Regions from separate parts of the Homo sapiens genome. Here region 2 is linked to region 1. A link is an interaction called in ENCODE POLR2A ChIA-PET data of the cell type or tissue named here. Cell type or tissue: PC-9. All regions are shown on one strand. Links, peaks and the distances in the headings refer to the core of each region. The heading gives the core; the rest is flanking DNA.

What was found. ChIA-PET counts read pairs that join two places held together with the same protein. Peaks named below come from ENCODE experiments on the same cell type or tissue, not always from the same donor. Only the 100,000 strongest peaks of a DNase experiment are listed, where the experiment ranks them.
Region 2: POLR2A ChIA-PET joins it to region 1 with 10 read pairs; 2 of 35 experiments call an interaction of 5 or more read pairs at or near these places.

The regions. Positions count from the first base shown.
Region 1 is chr19:16,567,300-16,570,204 of GRCh38, reverse strand. It overlaps SLC35E1 (solute carrier family 35 member E1), which reads left to right. Exons shown (of 6, transcript NM_024881.5): 3 at 2,036-2,173. Among named protein-coding and RNA genes, the nearest start is that of SLC35E1, 3.7 kb to the left of the region's middle. RefSeq lists an enhancer at 165-665. In PC-9, for the core only: no CTCF peak of the experiment used is centred there; a DNase peak (open chromatin) is centred at 1,176; H3K4me3 peaks cover 811 bases; H3K27ac peaks cover 1,704 bases.
Region 2 is chr19:17,020,843-17,023,747 of GRCh38, reverse strand. CPAMD8 (C3 and PZP like alpha-2-macroglobulin domain containing 8) reads left to right here. Exons shown (of 42, transcript NM_015692.5): 2 at 1,567-1,718. Among named protein-coding and RNA genes, the nearest start is that of CPAMD8, 4.5 kb to the left of the region's middle. In PC-9, for the core only: no CTCF peak of the experiment used is centred there; DNase peaks (open chromatin) are centred at 1,347 and 1,857; H3K4me3 peaks cover 1,205 bases; H3K27ac peaks cover 2,159 bases.

The sequences.
Region 1 (2,905 bases), core at 219-2,718:
TGTGTATCAGGTTTCCCCGTTGTACGGGACATTGTACCCAGCTTGGGCAAGGAGCCGGAACTTCACACAGTGAGGAAAGACTGGGAATTGGCCCGGTTAGGCAGCCAGACTAATTATAATGACATCATAACTTCTAGGAACCTGCCCTGCAAGGCAGATAAGGCCAGTAGTCATCATTCCTGATCTCAGGTTTTCCTGAGATGGACTGAGAGGGGAGAATCATGTGCCTGAGGGCCACAGCCTGATATTCGGGAAGCTGGAATTCAGGTCCACAGCCCTCGGTCTGCCCTCCTTGTGGCATGACCACTCCCTCCTAAAATCTCCACCTCTCCTATCTCTCCTTAAGAGTGTTTGTTTTTCTGAGACGGAGTCTCCCTCTGTTGCCCAGATTGGAGTGCCGTGGTGCGATCTCAGCTTACTGCAAGCTCCGCCTCCTGGGTTCAAGCGATTCTTGCCTCAGCCTCCCGAGTAGCCGGGATTGCAGGCGCGTTCCATCACTCCTGGCTAATTTTTGTATTTTCAATACAGACAGGGTTTTACCATGTTGGCCAGGCTGGTCTCAAACTCCTGACTTCAAGTGATCTGCCCTCCTCAGCCTCCCAAAGTGAAGAGTGTTCTTTGTAGGACAGGATTGAGCCGAGAGTCAGAAGAGCTGGACACGCGGGAATGGATCCTGGTGGATCCTGGAAGTTGGGAGTTGTTTAGCCCTGCATGCCAGACCTTCTAGAAGGCTCTCTGTCACTATGTTTGCTACTCGTTCATTCAGCTAGCAGCTATTGAGTGCCTACTGAGTGCTAGGCACCAGGATAAAGCAGTGAACAAGGACCTGCTCTAAGGTACACTAACGGGACCGGATGATGTAACAGACAGAGTGGGTGGAGAGGCTGGGCACGGTGGCCCACGCTTGTAATCCCAGCACTTTGGGAGGCCAAGGTGGGCAGATCACGAGGTCAAGAGATCGAGACCATCCTGGCCAACATGGCAAAACCCCATCTTTACTAAAAATACAAAAATTAGTTGGGCGTGGTGGTAGGCACCTGTAGTCCCAGCTACTCAGAAAGCTGAGGCAGAAGAATCGGTTGAACCTGGGAGGCAGAGGTTGCAGTGAGCCGAGATCATGCCACTGCATTCCATCCTGGTGACAGAGCGAGACTCCGTCTCAAAAAAAAAAAAAAAGAGTGAGTGGAGAGCTCTCTGCTGGGGAAGTCCAGGCAGTGGCCCTGGGAGCACAGCACAGGAGCCTCCCAAGGTGGAGGTGGGTTGGAGAAAGCACTCCTTGTGGAGGCAGGAGGTCACTGGGAGGAGAAGGCATCAGTGGAGTGTGCCAGCCAGGAGTAACCATACTGGAAGAGCCTGAAGTAAGAGGGAATGGGGGCTGGGCACAGTGGCTCACACCTGTAATCCCAGTACTTTGGGAGGCCAAGGTGGATGGATGACGTGGATCAGGCGTTCAAGACTAGCCTGGCTAACATGGCGAAATCCTGTCTCTACTAAAAGTACAAAAAAATTGGCCGGGCGTGGTGGCACATCCCTGTAATCCCAGCTACTGGGGAGTCTGAGGCAGGAGAATCGCTTGAACCCGGGAAGCAGAGGTTGCAGTGAGCCACGATTGTGCCACTACACTCCAGCCTGGGCGACAGAGCGAGACTTTGTCTCAAAAAAACTATTTTTTAAAAAGAGGGAATGGGGGAGCCTTATAGAGGATCAGGGCTTCAAACCCTGGTGCGTCAGTGGCAGCTGAACAGATCTGTGGAGTTAGGACCAGCCCCGGGCTGTGGCCCTGAGCAGAGGCTCTTAATGGGGGTGACGGTATGGGGATGGGGCTACCCACAAATAAGCCCTGCCCCTGGCGCTCTGATAACCACCTGCCCCCAGCCACCCACCAGAGCGTCACTGGCACAGCAAACACCACTTTCAAAGTGTTAGGTGGTATCCCTTTGCTGAGGGAGGAGAGGGGCTCTTCCCTGGGCATCTGTGGCATGTGGCCCAGCTCTAGTCTGGCCTGTGAGCCCTTCTTGATGACCTCTTCCTGCAGGTATACTTGTCACTCATCCCCATCATCAGCGGTGTCCTGCTGGCCACCGTCACCGAGTTGTCTTTTGACATGTGGGGACTCGTCAGCGCCCTCGCCGCCACGCTGTGCTTCTCGCTTCAGAACATTTTCTCCAAAAAGGTATTTGGTCACCATCAGCGGACATGCATGGGGTTTCAGGGGTGTGCGGGCAGCAAACTGGTGGCATTGGGAAAACAGGCGGAGTAGAAATTTCTTTGCTATTAGAGCAGAAAAATCTTGATTGCCATTCTGCTGATTTTCTGTTTGTCATTTTGCTTTTTAAATAGTTTGTTTTTCTGGCCGGGCGCAGTGGCTCATGCCTATAATCCCAGCACTTTGGGAGGCCAAGGCGGGCGGTTCACTTGAGGCCAGGAGTTCAACACCAGCCTGACCAATATGGCAAAACCCCATCTCTACTAAAAACATAAAAATTAGCCAGGCACGCATCTGTAATCCCAGCTACTCCAGACACTGAGGCACAAGAATTGCTTGAACCCAGGAAGCGGGGCTTGCAGTGAGCTGAGATTTTGCATCACTGCACTCCAACCTGGGCAAGAGTGAGTCTCCATCTCAAAAACAAAAAAAAGTTTTTCTATTATAAAGTTAATGTGCTCAATAAGAAAAAAATAAAGAAAAGCTCTTTTATTGAGACCAAGGCTCACTGTCGCCCAGGCTGGAGTGCAGTGGCACAATCATAGCTTACTGCAGCCTCAGTCTTCGAAGCTCAAGTGATCCTCACACCTCAGCCTCATAAAGCACTGGGATTACAGGCATTAGCCACCAGGCCTAGCTAAAAACTTCAATTTAAAACAAGATTTTAAAACTTGTTGAAGCCTAGTGCAGTGGCTCACA
Region 2 (2,905 bases), core at 120-2,619, 450 kb before region 1:
TAGCTGGGTGTGGTGGTGCACGCCTGTAGTCCCAGCTACTCTGGAGGCTGAGGCAGAAGAATCCCTTGAACCTGGGAGGTGGAGGGTACAGTGAGCTGAGATCACACCACTGCACTCCAGCCTGGGCAACAGAGCAAGACTCAGTCTCAATTAAAAATAAATAAATAAATAAATAAAAATAAAAAAAGAAAATATTGAAATGAAAATGTCTCCTAATCTCATTGCATGGTCCAGTTTCCCCCTTTACCCTCTTTTCTTCTGATTTCCATCATTCTACATGGTTGCAATTGTGGTGCCTTTGCTATAATGCTCTTGGTGATTGTGGGGACACTGTAAGCATTTCATGAGGTTACAGGGCCTTTGTAATTTTCCATGGAAGGCTGCAGATACTGGGAGACAGGAGCTCAGGTGGGGAGGACCTGGGCCCTCAGGTCAGGTCCCCTAAGGGCACCTCAGTGCCCTCTTCTGCCTGGCTGTGTGATCTGGTGCATGTTCCTATTCTTCTGAAGCATCAACTTCCCATGGGGAAACTGGGGGTAATGCCTCCCTTCCAGAGGTGACTTCATAGTCAATCAGAAGATTTTAGGAAAGAGAGGCCTGCTTTGATTCCATTGTTTTCAGAGCTCTTTTTGTTTGAGGCCCTATGGTTTGTTTTCAGGGTTTGTTCTTAAAATGAATGTTGCAAAGAAGCCCTTTGCTTCTTTTTATCAGGTTTTGGAGTCTGACCGCCTGAGTTAGAATCCTGGTCTGTCACTGTTGCGGCTGGTGACTTGACTTCTCTGGGGTTTCCTTTCTGACTTTCTAAATGGGGCTGATGTCAGCACTTCTCACGGTGGTGGGGGACGGGGTGCACCGTGAGGATGAAGTGGGATCCTGCCGGTTACCTGGCTTGTGGAGGAGAGTATTTCAGACAGTGGGCATGACATGTGCAAAGGTCCTGGGCCAGAAGGGCCAGGCGTGGTGGATCACACCTCTAATCCCAGAACTTTGGGAGGCTGAGGAGGGTGGATCATTTGAGGTCAGGAGTTTGAGATCATCCTGGCCAACATGGCAAAACCCTGCCTCTACTAAAAAGACAAAAATTAGCCGGCCGTGGTGGCAGGCACCTATAATCCCAGCTACTTGGGAGGCTAAGGCACGAGAATCCCTTGAACCCGGGAGGTGGAGGTTGTAGTGAGCCGAGATCATGCCACTGCACTCCAGCCTGGGGGACAGAGCAACACTCTGTCTCCAGGAAAAGAAAAAAAAAAAAAGGTCCTGGGGCAGAAGGAAGTAGCTGAGTCAACAGGCTGGAGGCCGGAATAGAGAGAGTAAGAGGGGTTGTGCAATGCTGAAAAATCCAGTGAGGCCAGATTCTTACCCAGCATGGGGACTTCACAGGTGAAAGAGCCAATCCATGGACTCAAGAACTGATGGGGGGGCACAGACTCCTAGAGCATCAATGCCAGCCAGGTGTGGTCAGCAAAAGGCAGGAGTCTGCTGCGAGGAGAGCCCTGACCTAGCTGTGGTGGCAGCGAGACCAGGGGTCTGGGGTGAGAACTTCACCTCGGATCTCCTTTCCTGCAGGGGTTACTTGATTGCAGCTCCCTCTGTTTTTCGCGCGGGCGTGGAGGAAGTCATCAGCGTGACCATCTTTAACTCTCCAAGGGAAGTCACGGTCCAGGCTCAGCTGGTGGCCCAGGGTGAGCCGGTGGTGCAGAGCCAGGGAGCCATCCTGGGTAGGTCCCTTGGGTGCCAGACCAGGACTTCCCCTTCTTTTGCAAAGTGGAGCCACTTGCTGGCCTTCAGGGCTGGGGCAGTGTGGGTGTTGCTTTGCTTCCCTTCTGCCCTAAATCCCCAGGGGCATGGGAGGGAGGGAGGGAAGACAGGTTGCATTCTCCTCATTCTACAGATGGAGAGAGAGTAAAGCCCAGGATGGGCAGCTCAGCTCATGGGTCCTCAGCAGCCCTGGTTCTGTGGGTGCAGATCTGGGCAGAGCACGGGCACCCACCTGTGTCAGCTTTGACCAGAGGTGGGACAGGGGACCTGAAGGAGATCACATGACCCCCCTCTGACCTTTTGTTGGGTTTCCAGCACACCTGAACCATTAGACTCAGACCTGGGCTCACAGGCCTGTTACTAAGTGCAGCTCAGGCCCTCAGCCAGTCTCTCCCCTTCACTCCTTGGTCAAATGCAGACAGCAACAGCCTCAGCCTCCTGGTCAAGATAGTGAATGCAGATCCCTGGCTCAGAAAGCTGTAATCTCCCAGGGGAGGTAGACTCATTCCTCATGCCGAGAATGATGTAGCCACAGGAGACACAGAGAAGGCCAGGGGCTCCAAGGCCAGTGAAGCAGCACTTGTCTCTTAGGGAGGTGTGGCCAGAGAAGGTGGAAATGTGGAAGCTTCTAGAACCTTCTAGAAGCCCTTCTAGTCCTAGAAGAACCAGGCACTCCTGACTTGGGTGGCTAGCCAACTGAAACCCAACCCAGTTGGCTTCTGCAACAGTTTGTGGTCTCTCATACCTAGAAAGAAAGTCCACTGGTATTGCTGGCCAGCTTCTCCCCCTACCTCTTGATGCAACCAGGTCTCTCCTTAAGATCAGGGGAAGCACCAGTCTCCCAAGATGGCTGGATAAAGTCCCAGGATTCCCTCTGATTGGCCTATCTTGGTTCATGTGCTCAACCCTGAGCCAATCACTATGACCAGAGGGGAAGGCCTATGCTGATTGGTTCATTTTGGGTCATGTGCTCAGCCCTGAACCAATCACTGTGACCAGGGGGAAGGCCTATGCAGATTGGCTCAGAGTCCCAGGAAGGTGGATGGAGAGCTTGGGAGCCACGTGCGTTGTGTGCTGGGCAGATAGCTTGTCCAAGGAAATTGAGGATCTGTTAGCAGGAAATGGGATAATGGTTGCTGGGAGGCAA